Regions from separate parts of the Homo sapiens genome. Here region 2 is linked to region 1. The links are chromatin loops, found by intact Hi-C in ENCODE. Cell type or tissue: chondrocyte. All regions are shown on one strand. Links, peaks and the distances in the headings refer to the core of each region. The heading gives the core; the rest is flanking DNA.

Region 1 (9,129 bases), core at 3,254-5,753:
TTATACATGGCTGGACTAGACTTGCCAGTGTTTTGCTGAGGATTTTTGTGTCTATGTTCATTGAGGGATATTGGTTTATAGGTTCATGAGGGATATTGGTTTGTAGGGTTTTTTTTTTTATTGAACTGTCTTTGTCTGGTTTTAATATCAGGGTAATGTTGACCTCATAAAATGAATGGGAGAATTGGTGCCATTTTTTCCTGAGAGGTTAGTAGAATTTTCCAGTAAAACCGTCTAGACCTGGAAATTTCTTTTTTGCAGGATTTTAAACTATGAATTCTTTTTCTTTAATAGTTACAGAACTTTTTATGCTATCTACTTTGTCTTGGGTAAGTTTTGGTAGCTTATAGTTTTTGAGGAAATCATGCATTTCTTCAACACTGATGGATTTATATGCATAGAATTGTTTATACTATTCCATTATCTTTTTTATGGCTGTGATGTCATTAGTGATATCCTTTTTAAAAATATTCTGATACTGGTAATTCATATTTTTTTCTGTTTCTCTTCTTCAGTCTCACTAGAGATTTATCAGTTGACTGATCTTTACAAAGAACCAAATTTGGTTTCATTGATCTTCTCTATTATTTTCATATTTTCAGTTTCATTGATTTTTACTCTTATCATTTCCTCCCTTCTACTTGCTTTGGGCTTATTTTGCTTTTTCTATTTGAGCATGTTTTGGTATTCAATTTTAATTTACCTATTGTGTTTGGTTGTATATCTTTGTATAGTGTTTACTGGTTGCTCCAGGGATTATAATAAACCTATATAACTCTTCAGAGTCTTTTTCAAATCAATATTTTACCACTTCAAGTTGAATGTTGAGACCCTGCCATCATATAGGTCCCTCTGTCCTCCCCTGAATGTTGTTGTCTTTTATACACCTACATACATGGAAAACTACATCAGACAGCATTATCATTCCTCTTTAAAATACGCAAGAGCCTAATCTGTTATATTTTTTCAGGTATTTCTGTTGCTCTTCCTTTATTCCTGATGTTCAAAATTTCTTTCTAGCATCATTTTCCCCCTGTCTGAAGAACTTCCTTCAGCAACCATCTTAGGGTAGATCTGCTGGCCACACATTCTATAAGTTTTGCTTCATCTGAGAATGTCTTTATTTCTCCTTAATTCTTGAAGTGTATTTTTGCTGGAGATAGAATTCTGGGTTGACAGTTCTTTTTTTTTTTTTTTCAGCATTTTAACAATGTTTTGCACTTCCTTTGGACTTCACAGTTTTGATAAGAAATCTGCAGTTATCTGAACCATTTTTCCCCTATAAGTAATGCACTGTTTTTCTCTGACTGCTTTCAAGACTTTTTTTTGTCTGTAGTTTTCAGAGTGTGTTTATAACGTGTGGGATTGTGTTTCCTTGGATTTCTCTCATTTGAGGTTTGCCGATCTGTTGAATTGGTAGGTTTATGCATTTCACAGAATTTGAGAAGTTTTCAGCCATTATTTATCCAAATATTTGTTTAGTAATACATTCTTTCTCTTCTCCTTCTGGGACATGACTGTTAGTTAGATCTTTCGGTATTTTCCCACAGTCTCTAAGGCTCTTGGCATTATAAAATATTTTTACTCGCTGCAGTTTGAATTGGGTAACTTCTATTGCTCTATCCTCAAGTTCACTGACTCATTCCTCTGTCATATCCATTCTGCTCTTGAGCCTATCCAGTGAGTTCTTAAAGTTTCTGTTATTGTATTTTTCAGTTCTAAAATTTCCGTTTGGTCCTTTTTAAAAATATGTCTTCCGTTTCTTGCTGAGACTATCTTTCCATTAGTTGCCAGAGTTTTTGCCCTTACTTTATGGAGTATTTTTATAATAGCTGCTTTAAGATCATTGTCAGTTAATTCCAACATATGTGCTATCTCAGTCTTGTTATCTGTTGGTTGTATTTGCCTGGAGGAGTTGAGATTTTCCTGGTTCTTGGTATGCCAAGTAATTTTGGACTGTATCCTGGACACTTTGATATTACCCTATGAGACTTTGGATCTTGTTTAAATGCTATGGAGAAGGTCATTATTTTTGTTTGATCAGGTAATTAACCCTTGGGTTAATTGGGTTCCGGCTGCAAGTTCCAATGTGCCTGTGGATTGCGGTTCAATGTCAGGTCCATTTTCAAAGCCTGTGCAGTCCTATTCTGATCAATCCCATGTAAACACAACCCAGTGGCACGTCTGGGACCTGGGCATTGGTCCACCTCCTAAGTCAGTCCCCAGAACCTATGGCGTGTTGTTTAGGGTCAGACCCACTCGTGCACGGCTCAAGCACGAGCCCAGGAGTTTCTAACCAACTTTCTGATGCCAGTTCCCCAAGCTCTGCTGTCTCTGCCATCTTCCTAGCCCTGTCCAGTTTCCTGCGGCTCCTTGTTAAATCTCTCTGGCCAGAAAGCTGGGGCTTTATTGACCCTGCTGTCTTGCACACTTCCTGCAACTACACTCCTGGGAGGACCAAAAGAGGAAAGAGCAATGGGGTTTCACTCCACCTTTCTAGGACCACAGCACTTCCAGCTACACAGCCAGGCTCCCCTCTTAGAGTTTTAGGTGCCTGTGGGCTGCCATGAGCTGGCGTGTGAGAACACGAAGAAAAGAAAAAGGAAATAGGAAAGAAAAATGAGGTGTTGGCTTGGCTCTGAGCATTCGGAAATGCTTTTTCTATCCTTGAGCTACAACAACAGGGCTTGTCTCGAGCTCTGTCTGTCTGTACCCAGTGCCCGCTTCTGGAGTTTGACCTGCCTTGTATCTAGGCTGAGGAATACCAGAGAATGAAGAGTAAACTCTGCGGGTTTGCTGAACCTCACATTCTAGTCTTCTTCCCCAATCTGCATGCTGTTATTTATTTTGCAGGGTCCTCAGCTAGCTGCTCATGAATCCAGTGCATTTGGGTGGCTGCAGGCAGTGGGGGATGCAGGTGAGGCGTGCTCACACCATCCTACTGGAACCTGAACCTTCTCCTAGGGACCTCTCTATGTGTTGAGCGGTTTATAATCAGGGAGGGACTTCTACCAGCAGAAATACAGCCATAGGCAGATCCCTGCTGAACAGGAATTTCATAGAGAGAGGGAGGGAGATCCTGCCCCCAGCAATTCTCACAACATGCCCAGAGCAACTGACAGGGGAATCAGGTCTCTTCCACCCTCCAGGGGCTGCCCACTGCACAGAGGAGAAAATCCAATCTCCTCCCCACAGCAGAGGAAGCTCTGTGCAGTCTGCCCCCGCCCACCACTCTGACCTCCTGTACCCCACCCAGGCCCACCACTCTGCCCTCCTGTACCCCACCCAGGCCCACCACTCTGCCCTCCTGTCCCTCGCCCCCGCCCACCCTTTGCTCTCCACACTCCACTCACATTGGCCTTCTTCCCTTTCCTCAAACATGGCAGGTCTGTTCTGACCTCGGGTCCTCTGCATGTGCTGTTCTCTGTGCTGGAGCCCACTTCCCCAGATCTCTCCATCGCTGCCTCTTTCCAATCATTTAGGCCTCAGCTCCAGTGTCATCTCTTCCAGGAAGTCCCCCGCCCCCCTCAACAATACTCTGTGCTGTTGTCCTCACGGCTGCGTCACTCTCTGTCGACTTCCTCTTTGCTTGCTTACTGCCATTTGCCCCCCCGGGAGATAGCACCCAGGGTCTGCATTCAGCCACAGGTCGCAAATGTGAATGCACCTTTGTGGCCACATCTATCGGTGCTGCTGGCAAGGTGGAGGTTGGGAAGCCGGACCCACTGGGCCACAAGTCCTCAGGGCTCCTTCCTGGTCCAGAGGACCCCCAGGAGGAGGCAGCTCTGCCTCCGCAGAGAATCTTGCTGCAGTTTGGGTTGTCCGGGGCCTTATCACTCCCCCGCTTTTTTTTTTTTTTTTTTTTTTTTTTTTGAGACGGTCTTGCTCTGTCGCCCAGAGCAGCTGGGACTACAGGCGCCCCCCACCACGCCCGGCTAATGTTTTATATTTTTTTAGTAGAGACGGGGTTTCACTGTGTTAGCCAGGATGGTCTCCATCTCCTGACCTCATGATCCGCCCACCTCAGCCTCCCAAAATGCTGGGATTACAGGCATGAGCCACCGCACCCGGCCATCACCCCCGTCTATTTTCATACATGCAGTGGGGTGAGAGGCAGAAGTCCCGGCTTCTGCTCCTGTGTGGCTTCCTACTCACTCTACACTCCCCTTCCTGACGCTGGCCAGAGGCTGGCGGAAGGGCTGTGCTGGGCCAGGACTGGCTTGCAGTTCCTCTGCAGGGAGTCCCGGAGCCTGGGGCCTGAGGGCTGCCTTGGAAGGGCACCCAGGGGCGAGGTGTGCAGGCTGACTGTTCCCAAGCAGCTGGGGGCCTGCCCTCGCTCCTCTCCCGGGCACAGCACGCTGTGAGCGGGGCATCCCGCACGCCCTGCTGCCACCGGCTCTCCGGCTGCACTCCTTCTTCACACGCTGGATGAGAGGACACTGCTGGGGCAGCAGGGCACATGGTGCAGGGGTCCTGCCCTCATTTGTGTCTTTTCCCAGAGGATGGGTTGTCTCCAAGTTCTGCGTCAAAACTGAAGTTCAGCATACTTAAGCCCAGTGGTTCACAAAGGAGATGCTTGAAACCCACTTCTCTCCCCCAGTTACTCAGGTGCTGCCCAGTGGAGAGAGATCTGTGCACACAGCCTTGTCTCCCTGCGGCATCTGGGCGCCACAGGGCAGCCCTCAAGAGATGCCCCTGTCCCAGTGCGGGGCTGGGGAGGAGCCCAGCCCTGTGCGAGCAGATCCGGATCCACCACTCATTAGCTGTCTAATCCTGAAAGAGTCATGTCATCTCTTGGAGCCTGTTTCCCAATCTGTAAAATGGGCATAATGATACTGAGCTCACTTCCTTTGCCTTCATTATCTTATTTTCAATCCCTTGACAACTCTGTAAAGTAGGTAATATTGTGCCATTTTAGACACGGAAAAGCAGAGGTCGAAAGAGGCCAAATAGCCACAAGTGACAGAGTGGGGATTTAAGTCTAAAGATCTCAAGTTTCGGCTGGGCTCAATTCTTTCCTTCAGCCCAGGATGTTCAGGGATGACAGCCAGGCTGGGCCCCTGAGCAATGCCCTCTGCTGTCTTTTTTTTTTTTTTTTTCCTGGGGGACAGGAGCGAGCAGAGCCTCCAGAACCTTTGCCCAGATCACAGTAGGCGGTTCTTGCAGCTGGGACCAGTTCCTCCCACTTGGACAGAGTGAGGAGTCCAGGCTTCACTGAGGCCAGGAGGGGGCTGGCCGCCGGCTCCAGACTGGGGAAGCCTGTGTTTGGGGCTTGTGCTCAGTGTGTGGGGACATCCTCCGGCCTCTGTCCTGCGGGACCTCTCCGACTTTTAATTGGCTTTCTTCTGGCTCCGCGTAGATGAAGAGTTTTTGCCAGAGCCAGAGCCATAACGGTTTATCTGTCTGCTGGCTTGCGTTTCTCAGACTGTTACTGAATTAAGTTGTATGTATGAAGACTCTTAAATAAAATAATATCATCGTGTTTATTCGGAGCTTGGCCTTAAAGTGCACTTTTGAGTGTGCACATCATTCTTCTTAAACCAGGGCCTCCTTTATAAGGGGATTTATCTTCACTTTGAGAAACGTCTGCTAAAGCCTGCTGTGCCAAAGTCCTCATGCTTACTGCTAGAGCCACAGAAGTGAAGGGGGGTCTGGCTTGTCCTCAGGCAGCTCAAAGTCAGGGGGACGGGGACAAAAGACCAGCCAAAAAGTGTTGCAAAGACATCAATGGGTGCTATAAGAGGATGCTATTCTTTTGTTTCTTTAGTTTTCCATTGTTTACAATTAAACATTATTCACAACAACTGACAAAACATGATTCACAATAATTTACATTATTCACAATTAAAAATTACTTTTGAACATACAAAACATATGGTCATTATCATTGAATAATGTAGAAAAGTATTAAGGAGAAAGCAAAAACCATGAAATCCTACCCTTTTGAGATAGTCTCTGTGAGAGACAGAATAATCCTTCTCCCAAAGTTGTCCATGTCCCAGTCCCGAGAACCTGGGAATAAATCAGGTGACATAGCAGGGGCAGTGAAGGTTACAGATGGAAGTCAGGTTGCTAATTAGTTGACTTTTAAGATAAGGAGATTATCCTGGATGGCACAGTGTAATGGCAAGGATTCTTCTTTTTTTTTTTTTTTTTTTGAGACGGAGTCTCACTCTGTCGCCCAGGCTGGAGTGCAGTGGCATAATCTCAGGCTCACTGCAAGCTCCACCTCCTGGGTCCAAGTGATTCTCCTGCCTCAGCCTCCAGAGTAGCTGGGACTACAGGCGCCTGCCACCACGCCTGGCTAATTTTTTGTATTTTTAGTAGAGACGGGGTTTCACTGTGTTAGCCAGGATGGTCTCCATCTCCTGACCTTGTGATCCGCCCGCCTCAGCCTCCCAAAGTGCTGGGATTACAGGTGTGAGCTGGCCATGACAAGGATTCATAAAAGTAGAAGATGGAGGCAGAAGTTCAGAGTCAGAGAGGGGTCAGTAGATGCTCCGGTGCTGGCTTTGAAGATGGAGGAGGGGGCCACAAGCCAAGGAATGTGGGTAGCCTCTAAAAGCTGGAAAAAAACAAGGAAACATTCTCCTTAGAGCTTCCAGAAGGAATGCAGCCCTCCCCACACCTTGATTTTAGCCCAGTGAGACCCATTGTGGACTTCAGATCTCTAGAACTGTCAGATAATAAATGTGTGTGTGTGTGTGTGTGTGTGTGTGTGTTTGAGTTGGAGTCTTGATCTGTTGCCCAGGCTGGAGTGCTGTGGTGTGATCTTGGCTCACTGCAAGCTCCGCCTCCTGGGTTCACACCATTCTCCTGCCTCAGCCTCCCAAGTAGCTGGGACTACAGGCGCCCGCCACCACGGCCGGCTGATTTTTTGTATATTTAGCAGAGACAGGATTTCACCGTGTTAGCCAGGATGGTCTCCATCTCCTGACCTCGTGATCCGCCCGCCTCAGCCTCCCAAAGTGCTGGGATTACAGGCGTGAGCCACCGCGCCTGGACAAATTTGTGTTTTTAAGCCACTACATTTGCAGTAATTTGTTACAGCTATACAAACTAACCGTTTTTCCATCTTGTTACATATATGTCACACTCAGAAGTGAGATCTTGTCACTCATGCTATTTGTATCAACATCTTTAGGTTTATGGTTGCTCTCTCTTCTGCCCTCTTGACTGGAGCACTGGCTTCATTTATTTTCACTCTGGTCTATAATTAAGAAGGTTGTGAACTTGCTTCTGGTGGTGGCTTTGGTCTCATCCACAGGTTCTGATGTGCTGAATTCTCACTGTCATCATTTTAAAAAGATTTATGATTTTGATTCCAGTAACTTAAGAGCTATTTAGAGGAATGTTGAAAAAACTTCCGAGTGGTTGGATTTTAGGTTATTAAGCTTTGCGTTGATTCCTAGTATAATCCAAATGTTTTCAGACCTTAGCATCTCTGGGTTTAAATTGGGTCTTGTCAGCATTTATATCTGCATCTTGCCATTCCAGTGACACCCCACCCCTAACCAGCGCAGATCTCAGTTTCCTACAAGGGCTTGTGAATGCCTCCCCCTCAACCCCTCTAGCATTTCTAGGCATCTCCCAGTTCCGTAGAGCCCGTCCACACCCCTCCTGCCACGTGTGTATTCTGAGCATCCCAGGCTCTGCAGGTGTCCCTCCGTTCAGGCTGCCATAACAAAATATCACAGACTGGGTGTTTAGAAACAACAGAAGTTTATTTCTCACAGTTTTGGAGTCTCACATGTGAGATCGGGGCGCCAGTGGGTTTGGTGTCTGGTGAGGGCTGCTTCCTCGCTCATAGCTGGGGCCTTCTTGCTGTGTTTGCACACAGTGGAGGGTGCACAAGCTCCCTGGGCCTCTCTGATAAGGGCACTAATCCCATTAACGGGGTCCCCACCCTCATGACCTCATCACCTTCCAAAGGCCCGCTTCACACCATCACCTTGGGACAGGAAGAGCTCATCTCCATGGAGGCTTGGCAGGGCCAGGCCTGCCACAGAGTTAGGAGTGAAGGGGACAGCCTGGGTTCCCCGAGCCTCGGGGAATTTCTGAAATTGCCTCTGTCTCCTGGTGTTTGCTCAGCTTCTATGAATGTCAGGTGGGCTTCTGAAGGGAGCACGGAATCTGCGTTGCAGGGTCACTGTGGCACGAGGGGACCCTGGCCTCTGGTGCTGTGGAAACCGGAGCAGCTGGGGGCGGCCAGAGAGAGGCTGAGCAGGAGGGTGTGGAGGTCCCCGGGGCCCTGGGGAGGAGGGACAGAGGCCATGGGCATTGGTGCGTGGGAGGGAGCAGCAGAGGCCAGCCTGCTGAGAAGGGCTGTGAGGGAAGGGAGGTCCTGTGGCTGGAGGGGAAGCAGAGTCTTCTTGTTCAGGATTGAAGAGACCCGGTTCTGTTGTTGGGCTGAGAGAGGACTTTAGAGAGGAGGAGGCCGAAGACGCAGCAGGGGAGGCGAGAAGGGACTTGTGGAGAGCCCTGAGGGAGCTGGTGGTGGGCAGTGGGTTGTCTCGGCTCAGAGCAAGAGCTCTCCGTCCTCTGGGATTATAGTGGAGGGCGTTGGGGGCACTCTGCCAGTGACTTCATCAGTAGGGGTGGGGAGTTGGCATTATGCCCCATGATGCAAGGGCCCAAGTCACCCTGGAGAGGGAAGCCGGGGTCTTGAGGGAGGGTCCTGGGAGACATGGGGCCTCAGCGTATTGGGGAAGGGAACAGTCAAGAGAAAGGGGCAGGCTGTGGGGAGGGCCTTCTGGCTGGACAGTACTAGCAGGGAGTGGGGCAGAAGGGGGTCCCCATACCAACTTCACCTCTTGGTTCTTGGTGCCGAGAAGCAGCAATCTCAGGTTTCTGCATTGCCAGGCAGGTGGGGTGGGAGGCTACGGCTGACAGGCTTGGGGGATTCAGGCCAGGCAGGCAGGGGAGGCCGGGATCAATTTTTGTAAATGCTCCCCCATGCTTGTAAAGAATACTCATTTGCTTTCGGTTGTAAGTCGTCAGATCCATCCAGAAATCAATCCGGCCCATTTCCCGAGTCAATGAGTCTGTGCCCCTCTGCTGTGGTCTAGGAGACCTGTCACCCACTGGGAGTGGCCGTTCGCATTTCCCTTTGACAGGGCTGTTGAGCCA
Region 2 (9,129 bases), core at 2,588-5,087, 76 kb before region 1:
CCAAGGCAGGTGGATCACTTCAGGCCAGGAGTTCGAGACCAGCCTGGCCAACATGGAGAAACCCTGTCTCTACTAAAACTACAAAAAGTTGGCTGGGCGTGGTGGTGTGCACCTGTAATCCCAGCTACTTGGGAGGCTGAGGCTGGAGAATCGCTTGAGCCTGGGAGGCGGAGGTTGCAGTGAGCGGAGATTGTGCCACTGCACTCCAGCCTGGGTAACAGACCAGGACTCCATCTCAAAAATAAATAAATAAATAAAAATAAAAATAAAAAAAGGAAACACACCAAAAACCAGTGTCTAAAGAAGTGTTTCAGTTTGTAAGTCCTTAAAGATATGGCAACCAATAAGGCGTTATCACCTTGCACAGTTATTAAGTTATCAAAAAAAAAAAAAGATGCATGTTGTAAAATGCCACATTGGCAGAAGTATGAGGGACAGGCACATTCACGTACAGCGGGTGGGAGCCAAATGCATGTTCATCTGGACGGGTGAGCAAACGCCCCCCCGCAATGAATCGAAACACAACGGCTTTTCTCCCACCGGCCCCTTAAATGCATTTGGTTGGAGAAGGTGTTGCCCTCCCCATGTGAAAACTGGCCTGGTCTCAGCACCTTTCAGCTCATGCTCAAGCAAGAGGTTCTCACAGACACCATTCAGAAATAAGGACGTCCAGCTCATGAGAACGGCCTACACTCCAAATGTGCCTGCATGTCCCCTCATGGTGGGGCCGCCTTACTGTTTCTCCATCTGGAGCCCCACCTTGCCACCAGGTGGGCCGGCTTCCTGTCGGCCTGGCGGGTATGGGAAGCTGCCTCTCTCAAGGGGCCGCTCCATGGTTCCTCGAAGGTTTCCTGCTGGAGTTTTTCACCTGCAGATGCCGTGATGGGGCTGATGTGTTTCCTCTTCTTCAGGCCCCTCTGGTGTCCTCAGCCTCAGTTTTCTTCTGCAAGTTCATTGCATGCAGCCCCCTCGTGGAGTCCTCATATCTGCTTAGGCTGAGGGCCCCAGGAGCATCCTACATCCTCAGCCCCACGGGACTCCGGGAGGCAGGCAGGCCGCGCACAGTGCCGCAGTTGATTCACAGTCTGCTCCCACGGCGACGACTCGGCTGACACTGGCTCCCATGTGATCAGCAGACCCCAGCCCTCAGTGTACAGGGCCTCTGAGTGACACCATGGAAGCGCTCTCAGGAGGCTAGAGGTGAGGGAGGTCGCACCTCACGCTTCCTCCTTGGAAGGGGAGCATGCACAGCATAGCAAAGGCTCTCTCCAAATAAATGCACCCTAAACTCTTTTCTTCAGAATCCTCTTGTACACCTTGATATTCTCCTGGATGCTGAGGGGCTCAGTAGGAATTGGCATGCAGGCTGAACTTTGACGTGCTCACCTACTTTTCAATTTCACATTGCTTGCATCCTGGAGTGACCATTCACTCAGCTTATGTGTTTGAGCATTGGTGTGTGTTGGGCATTGGTGTGCGTTGGGCATTGGTGTGTGCTGGGCATTGGTGTGCGTTTGGGCATTGGTGTGTGTTGGGCATACAACACCAAGGTTCTGAGTATGCAAGGGTGCCTGAAAATAGTCTCTTTCTTGAGAATTCAAGGATGCAGATGGGACAGGGGTGGGCAAAGAAGACATCTGCCTTATGACCGCAAGGCGAGCTTCCTGGAATAGGTGCCACTGACTGCACGTGTGCCATGCTCAAGCCGAGGTGAGGCAGCAGCGTCCACTATGCATCTGCATTGTAAGCAACAGAAATCCACGTAAACTGGCTTCACCTCTAAAGGGAATTGATGGGCTCCTGTTCCTGACAAGTCCAGAGGTCATCTTGCTGGCTGCAGGTGAGGCTTGATCCAGCCATTCAAATGATGTCACCAAGAACCAGCTGCAGTCCTCCTCTGGGATTCTCTTGGTTCTGCTACTGGATTCATCCTTAGCCTGGTGCCCACCACAGAGGCAAGTAACTGCGCCATTGCAGCCATCCACCTTCACCCAGCTGCCTCCTGGAGAAGAGTGTTTTGTGTTCCCAAGGCACCCACGGGAGAGAGGGACTTTCCATCCCAGGAACTCCGAGGCTCACTCTGATTAGACCCACTAAAGTTGCTTGAGAAATCCCTGGGACCAGTGACATGCAATGCGATAACTGTCTTAAGTCCTAGTCTATGTCAGGAATCTAGGACAAGGATTGAATGTCCTGAATTTGACCACGAGTGTTCCTTGTTCTGGGAAAGAATGCACCAGACCCTGCATGATTGTTTGGGAAAATATGCACATCCACTTAGGAGGCAGTGGCAGCATGCAGAGGGGGCAGCAGAACAAGAACCAGGATGCAGGACAAGGACGGGGGCGGGGGGCACGAGATGGACACCGGATGCTCCCCAATCAAAGCTGCTCTGTGGGTTTCAGAAATGGGAACACCCGTCCCTTCAAGCATCCATAGTGTGTGAACTGTAGGACTGTAGGGTGAAGGTCATCCCAGAGCTCAGCATTGAAACCAGCCGGAAATTGTTCAGTTGGGGGAACTAGGGGAAAGGGAACAGTGGTGTGGAGGGCAGAGGCAGTGGTGGGAAGCCTGTGTGTGGCCGACGCATGCTTTTACGCTGTCATCACGGCCTTGCTTTCTATAGCAGGGATCTGAGAAGCAGGCAGGCAGCTGCTCTGCCCGAGACTGTCAGGAGTTGGTGGATGTGAATCCATGTCTGAAGCCCAAGCTCTCACTACTCTGCTGTCTCCCTGAGGGGTGCATGAAGGCCCCAGCCCAGCCAGTGACACAGAGGTTGGGAAGACCAGGGCGTGAAGCTTCTGTGCTTGGAGAACAGGAGGGCTTGTGGAGCTGTGGTTGATGGCGTGTCCAGGAAGCCTGGCCAGGGTGAGTAACAGGCCTTGTATGTCAGGCTAAGAAAGTTGCCCTTGACAGTGCGGGATGTGGGGAGCCATGGGCAGGTTTTCAGCAAGGACATAAAGAGATCAATTCCAGGCTTTGGAGAGAGCACCAGGGTGCTGGGTGCAGGGATAGGAGTTGGGGTGGGTACTGAGGGTGCCAGCCATGAGGACAATGGTGGCACCTGGAAGCATGCATCCCCAGGCTGTGGTGAGCAGCCCCGGGCGCCAGGCACTGGGCTGGGCACTGAATCCCCCTTACCACACTGACCTGCACTACTGAGCTATGGAGCTGGGGGTTGTCACACCGTCCAACGAATAGGGAAATGCAGGCTCCAGGTTCTGAGAGCAGGTGGAGTAAAGCACATCCACTGGAGGTGGCCCTGTGTGCCTGGCTCTGCGTCAGGCACTCGGGCCATAGAGCCTCACCCAGTCTCAGAGGACACCATGGCCTGTCTGCTGCTGCCCCTGGTGCTTCCTGGCATCACTGGCTGGAAAGGAGGCTTTGGGGCCTCTGCACATTTTCACCACCACCCCCCATCCTTTAATACCTCTTTCCTCCTCCATGGCTGGGCCTGGAGGATCTTTGTTTCCAGCTGGGGTCTGGCAACAGCCTCACCACGATGGCATGGCGGTGGGCCCGGCCTCTACCCGCTGCGCCACAGCTCCTGGCTCCTGGCTCCAGGTCATCTCTGCCCACAGCCAGTGTCTCTGGTGAGCCTGGGCAGGTGGGAGGCCGAAGCTGTGCCCCACTGGTTTGGATGCTGAGCTCTGGGGTGACCTGCACCCTGTAGTCCTACAGTTCACACGCTATGGATGCCTGAAGGGATGGGTGTCCCGTTTCTGAAACCCACAGAGCAGCCTTGATTGGGAGGCGTCCTGTGCCCATCTCGTGCCCCCCGTCCTTCTCCTGCGTCCAGGTTCTGGTTCTGCCGCCTCCTCCGCACGCTGCTCACCAGCCTGCTAAGTGGATGTGAATAAACAATCATGCAGGGTTTGGTGCATTCTTTCCTGGAACAAGGAAGACTTGTGGTCAAATTTAGGACATTCGATCCTTGTCTTGAATTCCTGACAAAAATCCTCCCAGGGTGACAGCTAAACCCTTAGGCTGGCTGAGTTCTGCGCCCCCATTTTTCCAGCCGCATTCGCAGCCCCTACACAGCTACACACCCCGGGCATCCAACACTGGCCCTCTCCCCACCAGGTCACGTGCTTTCACACCTGCCTGCCTTGGCACAGGTGCCCCACCAGAGCGGTGCCCTGCGGGGACTGAATGTGTCTGTGCTCCTCTGACTCTGCCGGCTGTTTCGGGCGCAGCAGCCTCCTCTAGGCACATCTCCCTTGCTCCCTGAGGGGCTTCTCTCTCAGTTATGTAAATGGCAGGAGACATTTTCCTGGTCCTGAGACAGGAGTGAGAAGATGGCTTTAAAACCTGCCTCACTGCTTGTGGATCTAGATGGTGCCTGGGGAGGAGTGGGCGGCTCTGGGTTAAATGTGTATAAAGACAGGGATGTTCTTCCTTCCAACGAGCCTGCTCTAGAAGGTCTCCCTGCCAGTGTCTCTGGATCTGGCCTGGTGGGTGCTGCCTCTGTGAGCAGCATTGCCCCTGCCTCCACCTGAGGGTCACCGTGGCTCCCTTATAGGGGTGACATGTGCTCCGGACTGCTTTGTGGATGGAGAGTGGGGCACAGGTCCATCGCCACCCACACTTTTTTTTTTTTGAGACAGAGTCTTGCTCTGTGGCCCAGGCTGGAGTGCAATGGCGCGATCTCAGCTCACAGCAACCTCCGTCTCCCAGGTTCACAAGCGATTCTCCTTCCTCAGCCTCCCAAGTAGCTGGGATTACAGGCATCCACCACCACGCCCGGCTAATTTTTTTTTTTTTTTTTTTGAGACAGAGTCTCGCTCTGTCACCCAGGCTGGAGTGCAGTGGCGCGATCTTGGCTCACTGCAAGCTCCACCTCCTGGGTTCACGCCATTCTCCTGCCTCAGCCTCCCGAGTAGCTGGGACTACAGGTGCCTGCGACCACGCCCGACTGATTTTTTTTTGTGTTTTTATTACAGACGGGGTTTCCCCGTGTTAGCCAAGATGGTCTCTATCTCCTGACCTCGTGATCTGCCCGCCTCGGCCTCCCAAAGTGCTGGGATTACAGGAGTGAGCCACTGCACCTGGCCATGCCTGGCTAATTTTTTATATTTTTAGTAGAGATGGGGTTTCACCATGTTGGCCAGGCTGGTCTTGAACTCCTGACCTCAGGTGATCCACCCACCTCAACCCCCACAAAGGGCTGGGATTACAGGTGTGAGCCACTGCACCCGGCCTGTCCACAATTCTGGTGGGACCTGGTGGTATAGACATGGCTGGTCTGGCTGGTAGCCACTCTCATGCAGTACAGCCCAGGAGGGGGCATTGGGCTGAGCTCCTCCCCCTTTCCCCTCCCCCAGCCGGACTCCTCCCTTTTTCCCCTCCTCTGGCTGGACTCCTCCCCTTCCCCCTCCCCCACTGAGATCCTTCCCCTTCCCCACCACCCCTGGCTGGGCTCCTCCTCCCCAGGGGCTGGAGTCCTCCCTCTTCCCCCTCCCCCAGTTGGACTCTTCCCCCTTCCCCCCTCCCCCAGTTGGACACTTCCCTCTCCCCCTCCCCTGAATGGACTCCTCCCCCTTCCCCCCTCCCCTGCTGAGCTCCTCCCCCTTTCCCCCTCTCCTGGCTGGACTCCTACCTCATTCCCCTCCCCCGCTGAGCTCCTCCCCCTTTTCTTCTCTCCCCCAGCTGGACTCCTCCCCCTTCTCCCATTCCCTGGCTGGGCTCCTCTTCCTTGGGACCCTCATAGCTTGATGAGAAGACAGTGCCCTCTTGGCCAGACCAGGACATTATTTGACAGTAGAGAAACTGGAGTGTAGACAAACACCATGGATGCTGTGTGGAAGAGTTGTTCCCAGCTGAAGATGTCCCTCCTCAGTGAAGCCCTGCCTGAGCGTCTCCGGTCCTTCTCAGCAGCCAGAGGCTTCTCAGCACTTCTGCGTTCCCATCTGGGTGGGAACTGCATGGCCTGTTTAAGCACAAGGAGGGGGAGTGTGGGGAAGGGGGAGCAGAGTGAGTGGGGAGGTCAGAAAGGCAGGCACTGGTTCATGTAGGGTGGTTGATACAGTTTGGATGTTTGTCCTCTCCAAATCTCATACTGAAATCTGACCCTCAATGCTGGAGGTGGGACCTGGTGGGAGGTGCTTGGGTGACATGGGCCAATCCCTCATGAATGGCCTGGTGCCCTCCCTGTGGTAATGAATTCCCATGAGATCTGATTGTTAGAAAGAGCCTAGGTAGCTCCTCTCTCTTGCTCCATCTGTCACTGTGGGACACCTCTGCTACCCTTCCCCTCCCACCAGGAGGGTAAGCTTCCTGAGGCCCTGACCCCAAGCAGATGCTGCTGCCATGCCTCCGGTACTGCCTGCAGAACTGTGGACCAAATAAACCTCTCTTCTTTATAAACGGCCCAGTCTCCGGCGTTCTTTTATGGCAACGCAAAACGTATAAGCACAATCTTGTGGAGAAACTTCCCTACCACGGCGGCCTTGGCAGTCGGTCCTGCTCCTGATGAGGTGATAGAGAACAGCACCTGAGATGATTAGAGGAGAGGGCCCTGACATCCTCTGTGCCCTCTGCCCTGGCATCCTCTGTGCCCTCTGCCCTGACATCCTGAGTCCTCTGCCCCGACGTCCTCTGTGCCCTCTGCCCCAACGTCCTCCGTGCCCTCTGCCCCGACGTCCTCTGAGTCCTCTGCCCTGACGTCCTGCGTGCTCTCTGCCCCAATGTCCTCTGAGTCCTCTGCCCCGACGTCCTCCGTGCCCTCTGCCCCGACGTCCTCTGTGCTCTCTGCCCCGATGTCCTCTGAGCTCTCTGCCCTGATGTCCTCTGAGTCCTCTGCCCCGACGTCCTCCGTGCCCTCTGTCCCGACGTCCTCTGTGCCTTCTGCCCTGACGTCCTCCAAGTCCTCTGCCCCAACGTCCTCCGTGCCCTCTGCCCTGACGTCCTCTGAGTCCTCTGCACCGACGTCCTCTGTGCCCTCTGCCCCAACGCCCTCTGAGTCCTCTGCCCTGACGTCCTCCTTGCTCTCTGCCCTGACGTACTCTGTGCTCTCTGCCCTGACGTCCTCCAAGTCCTCTGCCCTGACGTCCTCCAAGTCCTCTGCCCGGACGTCCTCCGTGCCCTCTGACCTGAAGTCGGGGCCGCCTGACTGGACCATGACTCTCCACCTATGCCTGGCTGCCGAACAGCGTGAGGGCACTTCTGAGGGGGCAGAGAGTCCCTTGATGGGCCTGCCGCAGCCCTGGGCCTGGTGTGTCTCCCTTTGTCCCTGCTGGCCTCATCCATCTGACTGCATGCCTTCTGTACCCTGTGTCCTGGCTCCCTGCCTCGGCCCCTCTCTTGCAGTGGGACAGGGCACACACCCTGGACCCCGACGCTGATTGGCTGGGTGCAGACCTCGTACCCCAACACCCACAGCCCTGCCCTGTTCCCAGCTCCCAGAACACACCCTGGTCTCCTTCCTAGGGATTGAGACTCAGAATATGCAGCGTCCTCGTGAGCCACCTAGATGTCCTACTCACCCAGGCCTGTGGGGCCCTGCTCTCAGGCACCCCTTGCCAGGGTGTCCTCCTGTGTGAAGGAGCCTGCCTGCTTGGGGTGTGGAGCCACCCCAGGCTCCAGCTTGTGAGCTGGTCCATGAAAATTTGGTGCCTTCCTGGAGAGAGAAGCCTGCCGGCTTGGTAAGTGGGCTCAATCATGTGTTCCCTGGGGAGCCCTCCAGAGTCTGTCTGAATTGGAGAGGGAGCTCAGGTTATGGGAACCCATCTTGGCGGCCTGGCAGAGCCGTGGGCGTTTGAATTAGGATTCTTGGCTGCAACTGTCAGAAGCTGGCTCAGACCAGCTGACGGGCTCTTAGAACCAAACTGTTGCTGCGTCCAAGGGGCCCCGGCAGTAGGCGCAGCATGTCCAGACCCTCTCTCGTCCACTTCTGGGGCCTGGCCCAGGCCAGCTTCTTCCCCTCTAGGCTCCCGACAGTGGCAGACCCTCGCTTCAGAGCCGCTCCTCCAAGAGGAAATGTGCCTCAAGCCTTAGGTCCAGTCGGAAAGCACTGGGGAAGGATGCTGATTGGTCCGGCTTGGGCCGAACGTCCAATCCTGCCGCAGGAGGTGAGGCACTGCATTTGATTGACAGCTCTCCGCCCTACCACTGCGAGAGTGCGCAGCGTCCCAAAGAGGGCGAGGGGTGGTGTGGACAGCTCTGTCCCTTATCGAGGGGGAGCACTGAGGTTCCTGGCATGTGGTCGAGACCCTCCTCACAGCTGTTCAGGTGTGGGACGGGAAGACAAAGAAGACCACTGGTCTCACAATTTGGGACACAGCAGAAGCCCACGCTCCTGGTGCCGGCGTTGACATGTGCTAGCAATGACGGTGCCCCCATAATGGACAGGCCCTGTGCCAGGCGCTTTAAATGAACAATACCGAATAGGCCTGAACCTTCCCACAGGTATGACTATTCCTATTTTTAATAGGAGGAAACTGAGGCTCAGAGACTTAAAGTGACTGTAAGAGGCCAAAAAATTACCAGCCTGGCAGAGCTATAGCTGAGTCAGGGTCTGCCCAGCTCCAAAACCTGGGCCCTTCCTCCAAAAACGCTGCCACCCACAGACAAGGCCAAATAGAAAGAGAAGACTCTTCAAAATACAATGTGATGGAAACAAAACAACACACCGTAAATGTAAAACAAGAAAAATATGCCAGATGAAATGAGCCAACAGCTTCCTCAATCAATGGGCGAGATAAAACAGGAAAGGAGCTACAAAGATTTCTGAAAAGTTAAAAGTCGGGGAGTAAAGAGCACTAGCAACGGAGCAAACAAGGCCAAGGAAACTGAAATAGGGGACCTGAACATACGTGAGCCCAGAGCCTCGGGAAGGGCTGGAGCTGTGCGGTCTCCGGGAGTCTGGAGCTGGGCTCCGGCCTCCTGCTCCCCTTCCCCGGGGCCCAGGGCTGGCAGCCCCACACTGGCAAGGGGCTCAAGGAAGTTCTCACAGCCCGCCAGGATCCCTGGCTCTGGAATTGGGCACCCTGACCACACAAGCTGATGACACAGGGAGCGGATACACTGGGCTCTTGCCCAGGTCTGGGTTCAGTGCCCACTTCTGTAGCTGATCTAGGTGAATGAGGATGATGCTTTCCTGGTTCAACTACTTGGCATCTCCATGAAGGA

Evidence for each region. Peaks named below come from ENCODE experiments on the same cell type or tissue, not always from the same donor. Only the 100,000 strongest peaks of a DNase experiment are listed, where the experiment ranks them.
Region 2: it touches region 1 in a loop (1.9-fold over the local background); 1 of 110 quality-filtered maps calls a loop at or near these places.

Annotation. Positions count from the first base shown.
Region 1 is chr5:179,297,124-179,306,252 of GRCh38, reverse strand. All of the region lies in intron 2 of ADAMTS2 (ADAM metallopeptidase with thrombospondin type 1 motif 2), which reads left to right. Among named protein-coding and RNA genes, the nearest start is that of ADAMTS2, 44 kb to the left of the region's middle. RefSeq lists an enhancer at 3,988-4,487. In chondrocyte, for the core only: no CTCF peak of the experiment used is centred there; a DNase peak (open chromatin) is centred at 4,292.
Region 2 is chr5:179,372,275-179,381,403 of GRCh38, reverse strand. It overlaps LOC107986494 (a long non-coding RNA gene), which reads left to right and starts at 2,460. Exons shown (of 2, transcript XR_001743041.1): 1 at 2,460-2,868; 2 at 5,650-6,369. It overlaps LOC124901149 (a long non-coding RNA gene), which reads right to left and starts at 7,973. Exons shown (of 3, transcript XR_007059083.1): 1 at 7,485-7,973; 2 at 6,290-6,493; 3 at 5,858-5,929. In chondrocyte, for the core only: no CTCF peak of the experiment used is centred there; DNase peaks (open chromatin) are centred at 3,633 and 4,103.